Regions from separate parts of the Mus musculus genome. Here region 1 is linked to region 2. The links are chromatin loops, found by intact Hi-C in ENCODE. Cell type or tissue: gastrocnemius. All regions are shown on one strand. Links, peaks and the distances in the headings refer to the core of each region. The heading gives the core; the rest is flanking DNA. Region 1 overlaps Ahctf1 (AT hook containing transcription factor 1). Region 2 overlaps Tfb2m (transcription factor B2, mitochondrial).

Region 1 (8,740 bases), core at 144-8,143, 250 kb before region 2:
AAGGCATGTTCTAGGACAGCCAGGTCTACTTAGAGTGACCTTATCTCAACAAAACTTAAAACAAAAAAAAACTATTCTTAAGAATTTACATGAGAATGCAGAAATCGATTTGCTGGCCTTTAGGGCATTCCAGTTTATACTCCAGCTACTAATGTATGAATGCTACCGTGTTTTAGAAAACTTTTACAATACTTATTGGTGATTATTTCTGAGACCATAAATCTAGCTTGGTATATACATTTTATATATATATAACTTTATAGCCTTCAGAGCGATTTGCTCTCTAAAAGCATTTGTGTGGGAAAACTTTTAGCATGGGAATATTTCATTTTAGAACACTCTTAGAATAGTGTTAAAGTTTCTGCATGTTTTATGTTGCAGGGATTAGAATACTGCGAAGAAAGATATACACTGGATCTAGCAGGTGGCACGTTCCCCTTAAGGGGACAAACTAGTAATACCAAATTGTTGGGATGCCAGAGTATAGAGAGATTTCCATCTCATGGAGACAGAGAAGAAAGTATGAGAGAAGGTTGGTTAAAAGTACTCTTAACTCTGTTGTGTGATGGCTTAAGATTTATGTCAGATTTCTGGAATTAATATTTCTGACAGTTGAAAATTAAGGTCCTGTGTATGTCATTTATTCAGGCTTTTAGGTCTTGTTGCTCTCTGGATGACTATACAGAACTGAAGAACTTGATTGCATCAGCTAGTGAAAGACCCTGTGTTTGAATCAAGTTCAACACAAAGATGGTCTCCATTTTAATAAGTGTAATTTGTCTTTGGATATTTTTCTGTTTTTTGGGTTTTTTTTTTTCTGTTATTTTGTTTTCCTTTTTGAACCATGCTGTGTTCCCCCAAACCCCACCCCGTGTCTTTTTCTTTCCTTTCAGAGTAAAGATCCCAGGGATAGATAAGTTCAGCATTGATTTGTTTTCCCTTCCTTTCTTTAGTGGTAACCTTTGACGGTTTTGCATTTCTGAGTCCTGCTTCTTCTATAGATGGAAAGTTCATTTATCCCAGAGATGCCCTGTGTCGAAGTTCCCACTTTTAACCTTGTGGTTCTGTTTTCACATCTAGAATTTAACATGCCATCCCTCTTCTTATTCTCTGTCCATGGCTTCCTTTTCCAGTTGCCATTAGTGATATCTGAGGTTTTTACTTTTCTCTTCCTGCCGAGGCCCCTTCTGGTGCCATTCCACTGCCGTGGTCTAGGTATTTGCATTTGTTTCCGCCTTTGCCATGTGGCTAGATCTGCCTTTCTCAACTCAGTTCCTCTAAAGGATTAAACCACAGACGTCCATTGTAGGTATTAGATTAGCTGCTGGTGCTAGCTGTCTACTGTCTTTGGGGAAATATTTGTTGAAATCACTTTCTAGTCTTATTGTCTCAAAGGTCTAAAGTATTACCTGGAAACTAGTAAAGGGAGAACCTTCTGATGAGAACTTCTCACCAGGAATGTCAGGGTGTAAGTGAGACTCAAGTGACAGAAATGGTTTTCATAAGTCTACTGAAATGTGAATTAAATGTTACTGTCATTTGGTTGTGGTTATGTTTAGGTTCTTTATTCTGTTTTTGAAAAATAGCTGGGTTTTTTGTTTTGTTTTTTCTTTCTTGCAGCTCTGTCTCCCGATACCAGCGTTTCTGTCTTTACCTGGCAAGTGAATATATATGGACAGGGAAAGCCTTCTGTGTATTTAGGGCTATTTGACATAAATCGTTGGTATCATGCACAAATGCCCGATTCTTTAAGGTATGATTACTATGTTTTCTCACCCCCTCTCCCTCAGATATTGTTATGTATAGCTGATAGTGTCTCAGTGCTTTAAAACTTTTTCTTCTAGATCAGGAGAATCTCTGCATAATTGCTCTTATTTTGCGTTGTGGTCATTGGATTCGGTTGTAAGTAGGACTTCTCCACATCACATCTTGGACATACTAGTACATGAGAGGAGTTTAAACCGAGGGGTTCCTCCTTCCTACCCACCTCCAGAGCAATTTTTTAACCCAAGTACTTTTAATTTTGGTAAGTATTTTCATAAATTTTTGAGAAAAATAATGTGTAAATGTAGTATGTCAGCTGTATGTTTCATATCTCACTATCATTTATAACTTACATAACTTCTGATACGTATTTATGTACACAAGAAATAGAGTATGTTTATAAATTTTGAGTTTTTTAGAAAATGTCAGTTAATATATTAGTAATAAAGTTTGTCACTATCTCAAAAGGAATTTATAATTGCTGGGCAGTGGTGGCACAAACCTTCAGTCCTAGCACTTAGAGGCAGAGGCAGGCAGAATTCTAAGTTTGAGGACAGCCTAGTCTATATACCAAGTTCCAGGGCAGCCAAGGCTACACAGAGAAACCTTATCTTGATAATTATTCTTGTCCAATGTGCTTGGTACATACCTTTAATCCCAGCAGAGGCAGGAGAATCTCTGAGAGTCTAAGGCAGCCAGGGGTGCACAGTAAGACCCTGCTTTGTTGTGGTTGTTTTTAAAGAGGGGACAGATTTATTCAATATAAAATTTTAATTACCTACAGTAAACATTTAATTCAAAATTTAAAATCTTTTTCTTTTTAAGATGCCACTTGTTTGTTAGACTCTGGAGTTATCCATGTAACTTGTGCTGGATTTCAGAAGGAGGTACGTATGCATTAACAACTTGCTGAGTGTGTGTTAGAGCTGAAGCTACATATTAGAATACAGGTGATTCATGTATTGAAATGTTCCTGGTATTTGTATAAACTAATTCATCTCTAAATAGTAGCTCCTGCTAGATTTTCGAGTTTAGCATCTTAATAACTTCAGTTTTAATGAGAGCTTGCTAGAAGTCATATAAATGTTTTTAGCAGCTTTGTGTGGGTGCCATCTTCTACAGGAACTCAAAGAAATGGTGACTAGGTTCGTGCCTCATTGCATCTTCTGGGTGCTTATTTTAGAGATGGGAAGGGGCGGGGTCTCACAGTATAACAGTGGCTGTTTGCAGTTTAGAGATCTGCTCAGGCCCCTAACTGCTGCAGTTAGACTGCCCCACAACTGCGGCCTGCCCTTTTGTGTCGTGGCCTTGTAGGGCTTCCTTTTTTTTTTTTTTTTTTTTTTTTTTTTTTTGGTTTTTTGAGACAGGGTTTGTCTGTAGCCCTGGCTGTCTTGGAACTCACTTTGTAGACCAGGCTGTCCTCGAACTCAGAAATCTGCCTGCCTCTGCCTCCCAAGTGCTGGAATTAAAGGCATGTGCCACTATGCCTGGCCGTAGGGCTTCTTCTTGTTTCTTTTGAGAAATAATACAAAATTGACAGAAGAATGATGTAAGAATAGTTTGTGATGTGAAGACCTTTTAGTTGGCAATCAGCCACACACATAGTTGCTGTGGTTGTCCTAAGTGAAAATCTCTCACTAAACACAGACATGTTTGTCTGCAACTTCTGAAAATACTGCTGTTGTGTCTTATTGATGTCATTGCATTCAGGAATCTCTAAGCCCCCTAACTTGATCATGCAGTTTAGTCAGGCTTTCAGTATTTCCATAGATGTATTTAAGTTGATGTTGGCTGATGTTGGACTAATTTTTCTATTACAGACTTTGACATTTTTAAAGAAATCAGGACCAACTCTTAATGAAGTCATTCCTGATAGTTATAATCGATGTCTTGTTGCTGGTCTCCTCTCACCAAGACTTATTGATATTCAGCCTTCCAGTTTAAGTCAAGTGAGACATTTAACTTTTTTCTTTCTTTTGAATTTTTTTTTGGGGGGAGGGAATCTGTAACCTCATGTTCCAGGATCAGTAGCCATGGCCTTGAAATTTGGCTTCCACATCCTCTAACCTTAGCTAAAGAGATGCTCAGTGGTTAAGAACACTGGTTGCTCTTGCAGAGGACCAAGGCTCAGTTCCATAGTACCTCACAACCATCTTTACTTCCAGTTCCAAGGGATCTGATACCCTCTTTTGACTGCTTAGGCACCAGATGTATTTATCTTATACATCCATGCCAGTAAAACACCTTTTTAAAAAGTCACAAGTGGAGCTGGGCTCAGCAATGCAAGCATATATATAATCCTAGTTACCGAGCTAGCAAGATCAAAGTTGGTCTGGCCACAAAGTAATTTGTACAAGGCTTGCTTGTATAGTTTCATGAGACTTTATCTTAAAATAAAAAGGACTGACTGAGATTATATAGCTCAGTGTGAGTGCTTGTGTCCTAGGCTCCAGTACTGCTAAAGAAAGTACAAACTGCGAGAGTTTCCTTAGCTGACGAGTTAAGCTTCATTGGCCATGGCATACAAGTCTTCTGTGGGTGTTGGGGTTTCCCACTTCTTACAATGCTGGGTATTGCGTTGGTTTTCTTCCTGCTCTGGTCAGGTGGCCTCCACCTTGTGACCCTCCTGTCTTACTCTCCTTAGTGCTGTAACTTTACAGATGTGCTCTGTTGTCTCTCTGGCTACAGCCAAATGAGCCTCAGAACTATTTCCCCACCTATACTGCCTCTGATTTCAGAGTGTCTTTCTTTTTTTTTTTTTTTAAACATGGTTTAGGAAGAACAATTAGAAGCTATATTGTCAGCAGCAATTCAGACAAGTTCCTTGGGACTTTTGACTGGTTACATCAGAACGTGGATAATAGAAGGTAACAGTTTCACTTTGTAAAAATAGAATATTTTGGGTGGGTAGGGGAGTAGGGGGGGAGGGTATGGGGGACTTTTGGGATAGCATTAGAAATGTAATTGAGGAAAATACGTAATAAAAAATATTTTTAAAAAATAGAATATTCATATTCTTAAAATTACAGTTCATGGTTTTACATTTTAGTTAACCTTTATGCATGAGATTGTTTTAAATTCACGTAAAGTTGTAGGGTGGAGTAAAAAGTGAATCTGTGATGCTCTGTACCAGCTTCACCCCAGTGTGAATATTTATTCATTCTTTACATGAACATGCACATACTCTGCCCATGTAATGTTGAAAGAACATGATGATCATTTGAAAGAAAGCTTCCTGTTTCTTAATCATTTCAATTTTATTTCAAAACAAAAGATAATCACTTATTTTTTTTAAAAAAAGTTGTGATTACAAACAAAGGTTAATACTGAGTACTAACCAGTGTTGCAGAAATGTTTTTTATAGCTTAGTGGGATTTAGAGGAATACAGCATTTTTGTATTTTGAGTTGTTTTAAGACAGGCTTTCTCTGTAGCCCTGGCTGTCCTGGCACTCTCTCTGTAGACCAAGTTGGCCTTAAACTCAAGAGATTTGAATGCCTCTGTCTTCCAATTGCTGGGATTAAAGGCATGTGCCATTATGCCTACCATGATTTGGGGTCTTTTAAATATTCCTTAATATGGTAAAATTTCTTAAGTCAAAATTTAAAAACTGTAGGCCTTTTTTGTTGTTGGTTTGGACTGTTTTGGGTTTTTGTTGTTTTTTTTTTTAAGATTGCTTTCCAGTTTGTATATATTGCTCTCCCTCATAACTGCTCCCTGCGCCCTCTTCACCCTCCTTCCAGTTTTGCACCTATGGCACTGCTCCTATGAAGAGGTGCACAGGATCCATTTGGTAGAAGTTAATGTTAAATTCATGAACTTGGCCTTCCTATCTGGCTCCTCCTACAAAGTTAGTAACTTCCATTTCGAAGTTAGTAATCATTCTTTTTCTTCTTTTTCCTTTCTTTCAATACAAATAAGAACAACCAAATTCTGCTGCTAATCTACGATTTGTTCTTGAGTGGACATGGAATAAAGTGGTTCTCACAAAAGAAGAGTTTGATAGGCTTTGTAAGTATGAAGTCTGGATTCAGGATAAGCTTTTTTTTTTTTTTTTTTTTTTTTTAATTTATTTATTATATGTAAGTACACTGTAGCTGTCCTCAGACACTCCAGAAGAGGGAGTCAGATCTCGTTAAGGATGGTTGTGAGCCACCATGTGGTTGCTGGGATTTGAACTCCTGACCTTCGGAAGAGCAGTCGGGTGCTCTTACCCACTGAGCCATCTCACCAGCTCTCAGGATAAGCTTTAATAGTTAATCTTGATGTTGTAATCCCAGGTAGAACATTTGTTTGAGACAAGGTTAGGTGTCGGTAATCTCAGCAGTTGTGAAGCTCACTAGGTCAGTGGTTCTTAACCTGTGGGGAGCAATCCCCAGGGACAGCTGACCTCTTCACGGGAGTCACATATCAGATATTTATATTACGATTCATAACAGCACAATTACAATTATGAAGTAGCAACAAAAACAGTTTCATGGTTGGAGGCGAGTCACCACAGCATGAGGAACCATTGCTGTAATCCATGCTTGCCCTGAACTTCTGGTGCTTTCACCACCGTTAGCCTCCAAGTGCTTGAATCCCAGGCATGAAAGTTTTACCATTTTGGGAATGTAAAGTCTTAAAACTTGTGGTCCTAGAAGAAAACATTTATATTAAAAGTGTATATTAAACAATTATTAACAAAAGCTTTTTACTAGAAATACATTAGTAAGCTACATTATGTGCCTTCACACCAGGCTGTAGATCAGCCATTGTTGCTGTTTTAAGCAACCACAAATGCTGGTAATGGAGACCTTGTGTTGTAAGGTGATTTGGGTTTTGATTTTGTTTTTTTTTTTTTTTAAGACCTCTTAGTATAATTCAAGTGCATATAAAGTATTTTAAGAAGAAAATTAGAAACTGATTTGAGGGACTCAGAAATTATGATGTTCTGCTTATTAAAGTAAATATACATCTTTTGACATGTAGTAGTTCTGAAGATAGAGTGCAGACCTAAATAGTCCATAATCTTACTTTGACTCTAGTTTTATATTGAAAACTAAGTTCCTATCTTATAAGTTCTAGCTTATATTTGTAAAGTCTGTCATTCTTTAGAGTAATGGGACTTCAGAAAAATGCACATTGATTGTAAGTTACTGTGTTGAAACTAATGTTGTATTTTATCTTTGAAGGTGTGCCGCTGTTTGACGGTTCGTGTCGTTTTATTGACCCACAGACTATTCAGTCTATCCAGCAGTGCCATTTACTGCTTAGCAACCTTAGTACAGTCTTAAGCTGTTTTGCAATGGAGGCCCAGGGTATCACTGAGAGAGGTGTGTACTTTATACAAATGAGTGTTTTATTAAATTTTACTTAATTTACTTACAATTCTTGTTTACTTGGTAAAACATTGTATAAAGAGGAAATGTTCAAAAGGAAAAAAATTTAACTTATATGTGTATATGTAGGGTATATGTGAACATGAGTGTACACATGCCATCTTGTATGGATGACACAAAACAACTCTAATTGGTTCTTTTTGTCTACATTGAGTGTATCCTAGGGATTGAATTAGGTCTCCTGGCTTTTTTAACAGGTACCTTTATTCACCGGACCATCTTGGTGGCCTTAGAATTTACTACCAGTAGAATTTAAAATTTGAAGTTAACATGTATTTATGTATTGAAAGAAGTGACTGGTTTTTTGGTTTTTGTTCTTGTTTTATTTTGCCACTTCAACAAAGGAAAAGGTACAATTTCACATAAAGGCCTAATTTGAATAGTCTACTTTCAGTCTGTTTTAATAGCATTTTGCATGAAACAGTTAATTTTGGTTTGCATAAAATGCCTATTTCTCTCAGTTATCTTAACATTTTAGAGATTTGCTTAACCTCACTTTGGTTCAGTGTATACTAAATACAAATTAAATTATATATGCATACTGTTGATTATTTTGATTGTTGTTCATGATTGATAAATGAAAAGTTACCCAACCAGTGTTAATTCTTCTTTCTAGGACTGGTGGACTTGAGCAACAAGCACATGGTCACCCAGCTTCTCTGTCAGTACGCACACATGGTTCTGTGGTTCTGCCACTCGGGGCTTCTGCCCGAAGGCTTAGGTAACGTAGTTAATGTATGAATAGCTATTCAGACATCCTAGCTCCATAGTGTTACTGTTTGCTTCTGAGCCTTTACACTATGTTGACTAGTCTTCATTCTAGTTTTTGTGTCTTCATTGCCTCACAGACACTATATTCATTGGATTAACATGTAAAATGAGAGCAAGTTGGGGGAAAACATGGCTTCTAAAAATGTCACTACCTATAACTTAGATCATGAAACTGTGGTTTTATAATGTAATTTACTGATGTCTTCAGTATTTCTATTGTTTTGTTCTGGTTTGAGGAAAGGGTCTTACCATGTATCCCTGTCTGACCTGAAACTCACGTAGACAGATCAAGATAATATTAATCATGGTTTCACCTGTCTCTACCACCTGGATGCTGGGACTCCCCAACATGCCTAGCTTGTGTAATCTCTTAATATGGCTGGCTGGCTGTCTTTCAAAACAGGGTATCACTATTTAGCTCTGGCTATCCAGGAATTCATACCAGATCCACCTGCCTTTGCTTTTATAGTACCAGGATTAAAGGTTATTGATACTTGTCATCAATTAAGTGTTTCTGTTAGTCTAGTAATGTAAATACTGAGAATTAGAGACTTGAGAAATTATCAGTATCGTCTTACAGAGTTTGTAACAAAGACCCAGCTCCGTGTATTTCTGGGAAGCACAGAAAGTTGCTCTGCTTACTGCATGTGCAACTGTTGTCTTATTTACCCTTTACACTTCCCTTACATTTTCACTTAAGTAAATGGTAAATATTATTTATTGGAAATTCTCTTTTGTGCCACAGGAATAAAATTATTAGGAGTAATTTCTAGGCTGTTAAGATCCACCGAGCATCCTTGTTACAAACTTCTTGTGTTGATTACA
Region 2 (8,624 bases), core at 1-8,000:
GTCGTGTGGGTCCTCTTGAGTCTGGGTCCTCTGGAAGAGCATCCATTGCTTTTAGCTACAGAACCATCTTTCTGGCCTGTGGGGGGTTGGTTTGTTTGTTTTGCTTTTTTGTTTTCTTTTCATTGCTGTTTACTTAGATGTATGTGTTTATGCCATGCGTGTGTGAGTTACTTGGCAGAGCTAGAAGGCATTGGATTCCCTGGAGCTAGAGTTACAGGCTTAACAATTCTAGATGCACGATTTAATTGCTTACTCTTACAAGGTGTGAATGGCCCTTTGCTGTGTTGGGAAATGAATTCCAGTCCTCTGGAAGAGCAGCAAGTGCTCTAAACCACTCCAGCACGTATACAGTAAGCTGTATATGTTGCCATTTGTTTTCAGAAAGGAAAACTCTACTTGAAAGTTCTCGTGGTTAATATTTTGTACTTAGTTCTCTTTTATGTTTGTTAAGACAGAGACTCTTTATATAGTCCTGTCTATCCTGGAACTCACAGAGATCCTCCTGCCTCTGCCTCCTGAGAACTAGGTTTAAAGGCCATGCCTGGCCAATTCTCATCTTTTAATTTAAAATTTTAGATGCTATTAAGATGTTTCAATTAAATCCAACATTTGATATTTATTAAGATTCTATGTGACATAATTTTGTTTGTTTTTACTAGAAACTGATAGCGACTCCTAAAAGACCGGATTTATATCAAGTAATGGCTGTTCTTTGGCAAGTGGCCTGTGACGTTAAGTTCCTGCACATGGTGAGTGACATTTTAATGCCAGAAGAACCGGGTTACTCAGATTGGTAAGTGCAGACCCTGCACTAAAGGTTTAAAATATGAATTTCATTATTTTTTAACCTGTTTAATTTTGTTTTACTTTGAAGTAGAGTGTGACTATGTAGCTCTACCTGGCCTGGAACTCTTTATTCCTTATGGAGATCAGAATGGCCTTGAATTCCTCCTGTCTCTGCCTCCTGAGTGCTAGGATTAAAGGCATGTGCTATTACCAGCTCTTGAGAGGAGATTAACACTGACACTTGTTTACCAACTTCTCTTATAAAAGTAATATGACTGGCTCATTGATAAAACTAAGGAAACTAAATTCACAGTTCCACCTTCCTCTACCTCCCGTGTGCTGGGATCAAAGGTGAGCACCACCACCACCCAGCAATGCTTTGTTTTTTGAGAGGGGTTTTGTTGTGTAACCTCAGACTTTTCATTCTCTCCTCTCAGCTTCCTTGAGTGCTATGATTATAAATGTGTATCACCGGGCTAGAGAGATGGCTCAGTGGTTAAGAGCACCGACTACTCTTCCAGAGGTCCTGAGTTCAAATCCCAGGAACCACATGGTGGCTCACAACCATCTGTAATGAGATCTGATGCCCTCTTCTGGTGTGTCTGGAGACAGCTACAGTGTACTCATATACATAAAATAAATTAATAAACATTAAAAAAAAGGAAAGTGTTTTTAAAAAACTGTGTATGACAGTATTTAGCTTGATACATTCCCTTTACCTTTTATACAAAATGTTTCCAAATTCAATAGTCAGCCATTGTTAACACTTACTGAGCTACAAAATGTTTCCAAATTCAATAGTCAGCCATAGTTAACACTTACTGAGCATTGCCAGATGTGATTGAAGTGATCTATCCTTTCATCTGTGCAGGGTTTTGGATTTGAGGCAAGTGCTTAAATACAAAGCTACAAACCTTAGCACCTAGGTATGGGACTTCTTTGTTTTTGGTTTGTAGGGTGGGTAGACTGGGTCTCTGTAGCCTCTACCTCCCAAGAGTAGAGATTGTTTACCACCACATCCAGGTTTACATAGGTAGATTATTTTAAGGCAATAATAATTTGAGACATTTTGACAAAAGAGAATTAACTGAAAGGACTGAGGAGCCTTGGTCTTCAGTTGTGAGATATAAACTAAACAACGTCTTAGGGTTGAGGAGATGGCTCAATGGGAAAAGCACTTGCAGAGCAAAACAGGAGGACCTGAGTTCAATTCCCAGCACCAATGTAAAAAGTCCAGTGCAGTGGGCCTTGCCTCTAATCCCAGGTCTGGGGAGGCAGAGACAGGAGGATCCTTAGTTCTACAGAACCCACAAGCCCCAGGTTCATGAGAGACACTGACGTGAAAAATAGTGTGGAGAGAATGATGAGGAAAACCGCCTCCAACCTCCACACACATCCATATGTACACATTTGTCACACACAGACCTATGGGAAGAAAGAAATAGCGTGTCTGTTTTTCTTCCTCTAGGAACCTTGGTCGTCATTTAGTGTGCATACGGAAAATGGGCACTTAGAAAAGTCAAAGCACGGGGTAAGAACAAATGATGCCGTTCTTTTTCATCATGTAATCAAGTGTTTATTTTCTCTTAAGATTGTCTTTAGAGGCTGGAGTGATTATCTTATCTTTATTTTTAATTAACAAATTTTCAGTAATAAGAATGTACATACATATGTGTGTGCATACACAGTATATAAATGTATGGTTAGGCAAAGAAGGAATAAGAAAAAGCTAGTCGGAAATACTTCTGTATCCTTGGGACTGGTGGTGGAGTCCCTTACCCAGCAGGAGCTCCATTCAGGATATGGATGAGCTATGGGGCTATGTTTGAGCTCTGATTTTCACTCGAGTCAAGTCAGTAAACGTTAGCTGTCCAGGTTGAACTTCCAGGCCAGGAAGTGGTGAGTGGCTCACTAGGCACGCATTGGGTTTGCCCTGCAGCTGAGGAATGGAACTGGACCCTGCTATCACCTCTTCTATCACCTGACAAACAGGTTACAAAGTGTTAACCTGTCAACAAGAAGACCCAGAGACGTGTGGGACATGCAGTGACTATTGTGAAGACATAAGCAATCAGCATTCTACTCTGGTAATAGTTTATGACTGACAAAAATTATTTTTCTTTCTGTCTAGGAATCAGTAAATTTACTGAAACAAAACCTATATCTTGTTCGAATGACTCCTCGTAGGACTTTATTTACAGAAAACCTAAGTCCTTTGAACTATGATATATTTTTCCACTTGGTAAAGCATTGCTTTGGGAAACGCAATGCCCCAATAATACGCCATTTACGGTAAGTAGAAATTGAATAAAGATGAGTAGAAAAGTAGAATTTACTGAGATTGTCTCCTGCTTTAGAAGGTGGCTTTTCACATCTTGATTTGGAGTAAGGTGTGCCCATGTTTCATTTACCTGTTAAAAATACTTCTTCTGGGCCAGAGAGAAGGTTGAAAACCAGTTCACAACTGTAATTCCAGTTCCAGGGGCTCTAGCACGCCTTGCTGGCCTTTGTGGGTACCACACACATGGCATACACACAACTACCCATAAAATAAAAGTCAAGAAAAACAGTAAATAAAAATGCCTTTTCTCCCTGTTGCATATTATGTTTTCCACACACTCCAAGTTTCGTTTATTTTCATTTTTAAGTAGCAAAATCAAGGATACTCGAAGGTTGTTTTAGCCTCAGTTTATATTTTCTTATGTGTGTGTACATGTGTGTGCTGTGCCCATTGAGGCCAGAACAGCATGTTGTATCCCCTGGAGCTCGAGTTATAGATGATTAAGAGCTGCTTGACATAGGCGCTGAGAACTGAGCTCAGGTCCCCAAGAAGAGCAGCAAGGACTCTTAACTGCAGAGCCATCTCTCCATCCTATGTAATGTAGTCTCTATTTACCTTGTAACTAGCAGTACCTAAAGTATCGTCAAAAGATGGAAAAGTGTTAGTTATTTTAATGAATCATCATATACCATAGAACCTTAGTATGCCTATTGACTGGAGACATTTATTTTGAGATTGGGTTTCATGTAGCCCAAGCTAGCCTTAACTTTCTGTACAGCCAGAGATGACTTTGAACTTGTTTTGTTGTTGTTGTTGTTTCTCGAGACAGGGTTTCTCTGTGTATCCCTGGCTGTCCTGGAACTCACTTTGTAGACCAGGCTGGCCTCGAACTCAGAAATCCGCCTGCCTCTGCCTCCCGAGTGCCACCACGCCCGGCTGACTTTGAACTTGTGAACCTCCTGCCTTTACTTCCCAAGTACTGGGGTTATGGATGTGCAGATGTGTGCCAGCTCAGTGTATTTACACAGAAGGGTCAGCCTGCAATCCCAGTACCCAGGATCCTGGTCACATGAGTCCCAGGCCAGCGGGGACAGAGAGTGAAACTATCTTAAAAAAAAGAAACCTCACCCATGTTGGTGGGGCACGCCTTTAATCCCAGCACTTGGGAGGCAGAGGCAGGTAGATGTCTGAGTTTGAGGCCAGCCTGGTCTATAGAGGGGGTTCTGGGCTTACATAGAAACCCTTTCTCAAAACAAACAAACAACCACCCCCACCCCCAAAAGCCTCAAAACCCAGAAGCTTCATATACACACAAAAGTTTTAAAATGTCAATAAACCACAATTAGAAACCTAATTTTCATCTCAAGGTCTTGGGGTAGTGGCCATTTAAATGCAAATATCAAAAAGAAAGAAAAAGAAAACCATTAGATGTATGTGGTGGCACACACCTTTAATCACTGTACTCAGGATGCAGAGGCAAGGGGATCTCTAAATTTGAGGCTAGCCCAGTCTACATAGTAAGTTCCAGGCCAGCGAAGGCTATGTGGTGAGACCCTATCTCAAAATAAAAATGATAATATGTAAACTAGAATTTTTGTGAGAATTAATTATACCTTGTTAGAATTTCAATTGGTGATTTTCATTGCAGGCTAGCTGTGAATTTTTAAGAGTACCTGTCCCGGTCTCCTGGGTGCTGAGGTTATAGCCATAACACACTTATGTACACATTTCCTATCCAGACTGAGTGAGGCATTCATCCCTGTATCCCAGTACTGGGAGATTAAGGTAGGAGGGTCGGTTCAGAGTCGTCTCTGTACAGAGTGGAGAATACACATGTCATATATAAACTGTCAACTGAATTCAGTTATATGTGTTAGCCATTTTACTTGGACATAGGAGGCAGCTTTCTCAGCTGTAGCTGACAGTTGTAAAAGTGTGTCTCTTTGGTTTTCCTCTGCAGTTCACTGAGTACGGTTGATCCTATTAATATCCTGAGGCAGATAAGAAAAAACCCTGGAGACACAGCTGCTAGAATGTATCCTCACGACTTCAAAAAACTTTTTGAAACCATAGAGCAATCGGAAGACTCCGTCTTTAAGTGGATCTATGACTACTGCCCGGAGGACATGGAGTTCTAGGAAGAGTCTGCAAGCCGAGAGTGAGCTGGAGCTGTTTGTCCATTATTTTGAAATCATGTGACAAATGAACACTGAATTTCAAGAAGTTCATATCCTTTTAACAGAAGAGAAACTACCCTTGTTTGGCACAAATGAAGCAAATAATTTCTTCTCAAGTTGATACCTTTGATACACAGAAAACACAGTGGCTGCAGTATTATTCAAAGTTAAATAAAACGAAAACCTGTCAGTTTGATCAGATCAAATCTACTTTGTTTTAAAGTACTCTCTGCCGTAGATCAATGGTAGAACACATACCTAGTATGTCCAAGGTTTTGGTTTTGCTCCCTTGTAGACGCCCGACTCGCCAGCAAGAATGACGCCACAACAGGATTCTTTTGCACACGTTTATTGGGAGAGCTTGATAGCGAAAGCGAAAGACCCCGAGCCCAAAAAACCAGTGCTGCTTATATAGGCCTAGGATAGGTGTGTCTACACCTGATTGGTTATGCTTTCAGTACCTCATTTACATGCCTTGGGCCAGGCAGTGACTCTGCAAAAAAAAAAAAAACTCTACTGCACATGCGCACATTGGTTGTTTACCCATATTCATGGGCGTCAGCTTATTGAAACCAGTACCATCTTGTAATGGCGTTTATTGGCTTCCCATACTCCCTAGCACAGGAAATTTTTAAAAAATTTCTATTTACTGTAAAGGCCCATAGGTATGGAGTATTTTCAATTGTAATTTAATTTACTTTAAAAAAACAAAAAACCTTTGGGCCAAACCTCTTTAAATATGCACTTTTCACCATTGCCAATTGCTTGCATCTCCCTCAGTTTCTATACTGTTACGCTTAGAAAATAAATTGATTTGGGCAGACATGGTGGCATAAGTCCCAGGCCTTGTGAGGTGGAGGGCCCATCAGTTTAATGCCACTTTCAACTGTAGAATTGAGTTTGAGACCAGTTTAGGCTAAGAAAAGACCCTGTCAAGCAAAACAACGGTATAAACTTAGAAAGTGATCAGTTTATCTTTTATTATGTTGAAGTGGATTATCAGGCACTATGCAATCCAGTTGTTTAAATTTTAAATTGTAGTATGTTTTAAAACTTTTTGAGAAATAAAAGAATTTGTATATAGTTTGTGTGTATATGTGTGTTTTCTTTTTTGTTCTCCATATGCATGAGTGAAATTTTAAATTGACCCCAAACTTATTTTCAGTGTGCTCTCAGTGAGTAATTCTGTCTGTGTAACTGAAGTGTCTTGAGGCGCTGAGTGCAGTGACGTGCACCTGCAGTTGCATGGGTGTCTGAGGTGGGAGGGGTGAGCCGTCCAGAGTTGGAGACCAGTGTGGTTGTTGATGGGGTTGGGTGCAAGAGAACAAGATTTCCTCTCAACCATGAGACCTCTTGCAAGGTAGGAAAGTGGTTCCTTAGAGTTTGCTGTACAATCATGAGGACATAAGATGAGTTCCCAACACACATATAAAGCTGGGCAACTGTGGTAGGAGTACTGGAGGAGGACACATGGAGCTCATAGGAGGAGGACTCATGGGGAGGAGCTCACAGGAGGAGGACGCACGGGGAAGACAATCTACCAAGTCATGAGATCTAGGTTCAGTTGGAAAGGCTCTAAAGATCTTGTATCAAAAAATAAGCAATAAAGATTTGTCCACCACACACAAGCTTATGCACATATACCACACATAAAAGTATTTCTGTACATGAACCAATCTATCACAGCTATACATTTGATTTTGAGTGGCTGAATGGATTGAGCATGTATTAAGTACAAGAGCAAGGAGCAGGTAGTAGAGTGTAAAGCATCTTCAAGCCGAGTAGTGGTGGCGCACGCCTTTAATCCCAGCACTTGGGAGGCAGAGGCAGACGGATTTCTGAGTTCAAGGCCAGCCTGGTCTACAGAGTGAGTTCCAGAACAGCCAGGGGCTATACAGAGAAACCCTATCTCAAAAAAACAAAAACAAAAAACAAAAAAAAAGCATCTTCAAACTGAGCATGTGGAACATCCTGATTGGGGAAGCAAGCAAGCTAGCAGGATTAGACCAGGCACTTACAACACCCATAAATGAGGAGGGAAGCCCTGCTGGAGTAGGCAGTCCTGGAGTTTTCATAATTTTCTATAGATTTCCATAGTTTCCATAGATTTCCAGGCACAGGGTTCTTCTGTACATGGACAACTTTCTGACCTCTGGTTCCCATTGCTGCCATTTTTATATCATGATGAACAAGTTACCTCTTTTGGAAATGCTCTGCACTCTAGCTGTTCTCTAGAGCGCAGTGTTTTTAATAACCTTGGATGTTCTCTTTTATATTTGTCAGCCTGACCCAGGGACCCAGCCTGATTCAGGACAGGGACACTTTAACATGAGGCAGGGATGTGCTGGCTCTTCATTCCTGACTACTTCCACTTTTGTATTTTGTTTGTTTGATTTTGAGTCAGATCTCACTATAGTAGTCCTGGCTAGCCTAGAACTGAGATGACCTCAAACTCATGGAGACCCACTTGCCTCATCCTTTCTAATGCTCAGATTAAAGCCCCAAGACCAACCCAGAGTCAGTGACCATTTACCTATATAATATATTTTATCTCTGCCACATTTAATATTTCTACTATTTTTATAATCTGTTTTTTCCATATATTCTTGATCAATTGTTTGATCAACACCAGGCTTGCCTGAGCTTAACTCAGTTACACCTTGTGATAGTAGTAATCTATGAACACCATTACTATTTCCTGGACCACTGAGGTTTCCTGAATCTTAGCACTGGGATCAATCAAGAATTATGTGGTCCTTGAAAGGCATGCTCTAATCCAGTACTTGCAGGGCAAAGACTGGAGGATCTCCTTGAGTTCCTGGCAGGCATGGTCTACACAAGAAGTCTATGTAGCAACCAACAGTTCTTGACAAACAACAATTCTTTTTTTTTTAATTTTTTTTATTACATATTTTCCTCAATTACATTTCCAATGCTATTCCAAAAGCCTCCCACACCCCCACCTCCCCTACCCACCCATTCCCATTTTTTGGCCCTGGCGTTCCCCTGTACTGGGGCATATAAAGTTTGCCTGTCCAGTGGGCCTCTCTTTCCAGTGATGGCCGACTAGGCCATCTTTTGATACGTATGCAGCTAGAGACAAGAGCTCCGGGGTACTGGTTAGTTCATAATGTTGTTCTACCTATAGGGTTGCAGATCCCTTTAGCTCCTTGGGTACTTTCTCTAGCTCCTCCATTGGGGGCCCTGTGATCCATCCAATAGTTGACTGTGAGCAAACAACAATTCTAAACGTCGGGAAATCTGATTCCACCATCTCTTAGTGTTCTATTGTTGTGTAGAGATACCATGACCACAGCAACTCTTCTAAGAGAAAGCATTTAATCGGGTCTGGCTTACAGTTTTAGTTTAGTTCATTTTCA

The links. Hi-C counts contacts between places; a loop is a spot of excess contacts. Peaks named below come from ENCODE experiments on the same cell type or tissue, not always from the same donor. Only the 100,000 strongest peaks of a DNase experiment are listed, where the experiment ranks them.
Region 1: a loop joins it to region 2, with 2.9 times the contacts of the local background. A loop is called at or near these places in 4 of 42 quality-filtered maps.

What each region holds. Positions count from the first base shown.
Region 1 is chr1:179,779,981-179,788,720 of GRCm38, reverse strand. Ahctf1 (AT hook containing transcription factor 1) reads left to right here. Exons shown (of 36, transcript NM_026375.2): 8 at 382-532; 9 at 1,621-1,753; 10 at 1,845-2,026; 11 at 2,590-2,651; 12 at 3,585-3,713; 13 at 4,541-4,631; 14 at 5,685-5,774; 15 at 6,938-7,078; 16 at 7,761-7,865. Among named protein-coding and RNA genes, the nearest start is that of Ahctf1, 20 kb to the left of the region's middle. In gastrocnemius, for the core only: no CTCF peak of the experiment used is centred there; no DNase peak of the experiment used is centred there.
Region 2 is chr1:179,525,758-179,534,381 of GRCm38, reverse strand. It overlaps Tfb2m (transcription factor B2, mitochondrial), which reads left to right. Exons shown (of 8, transcript NM_008249.5): 5 at 660-749; 6 at 2,255-2,317; 7 at 2,918-3,078; 8 at 5,028-6,328. The coding sequence ends at 5,205. Among named protein-coding and RNA genes, the nearest start is that of Smyd3, 12 kb to the right of the region's middle. In gastrocnemius, for the core only: a CTCF peak has its summit at 3,301; no DNase peak of the experiment used is centred there.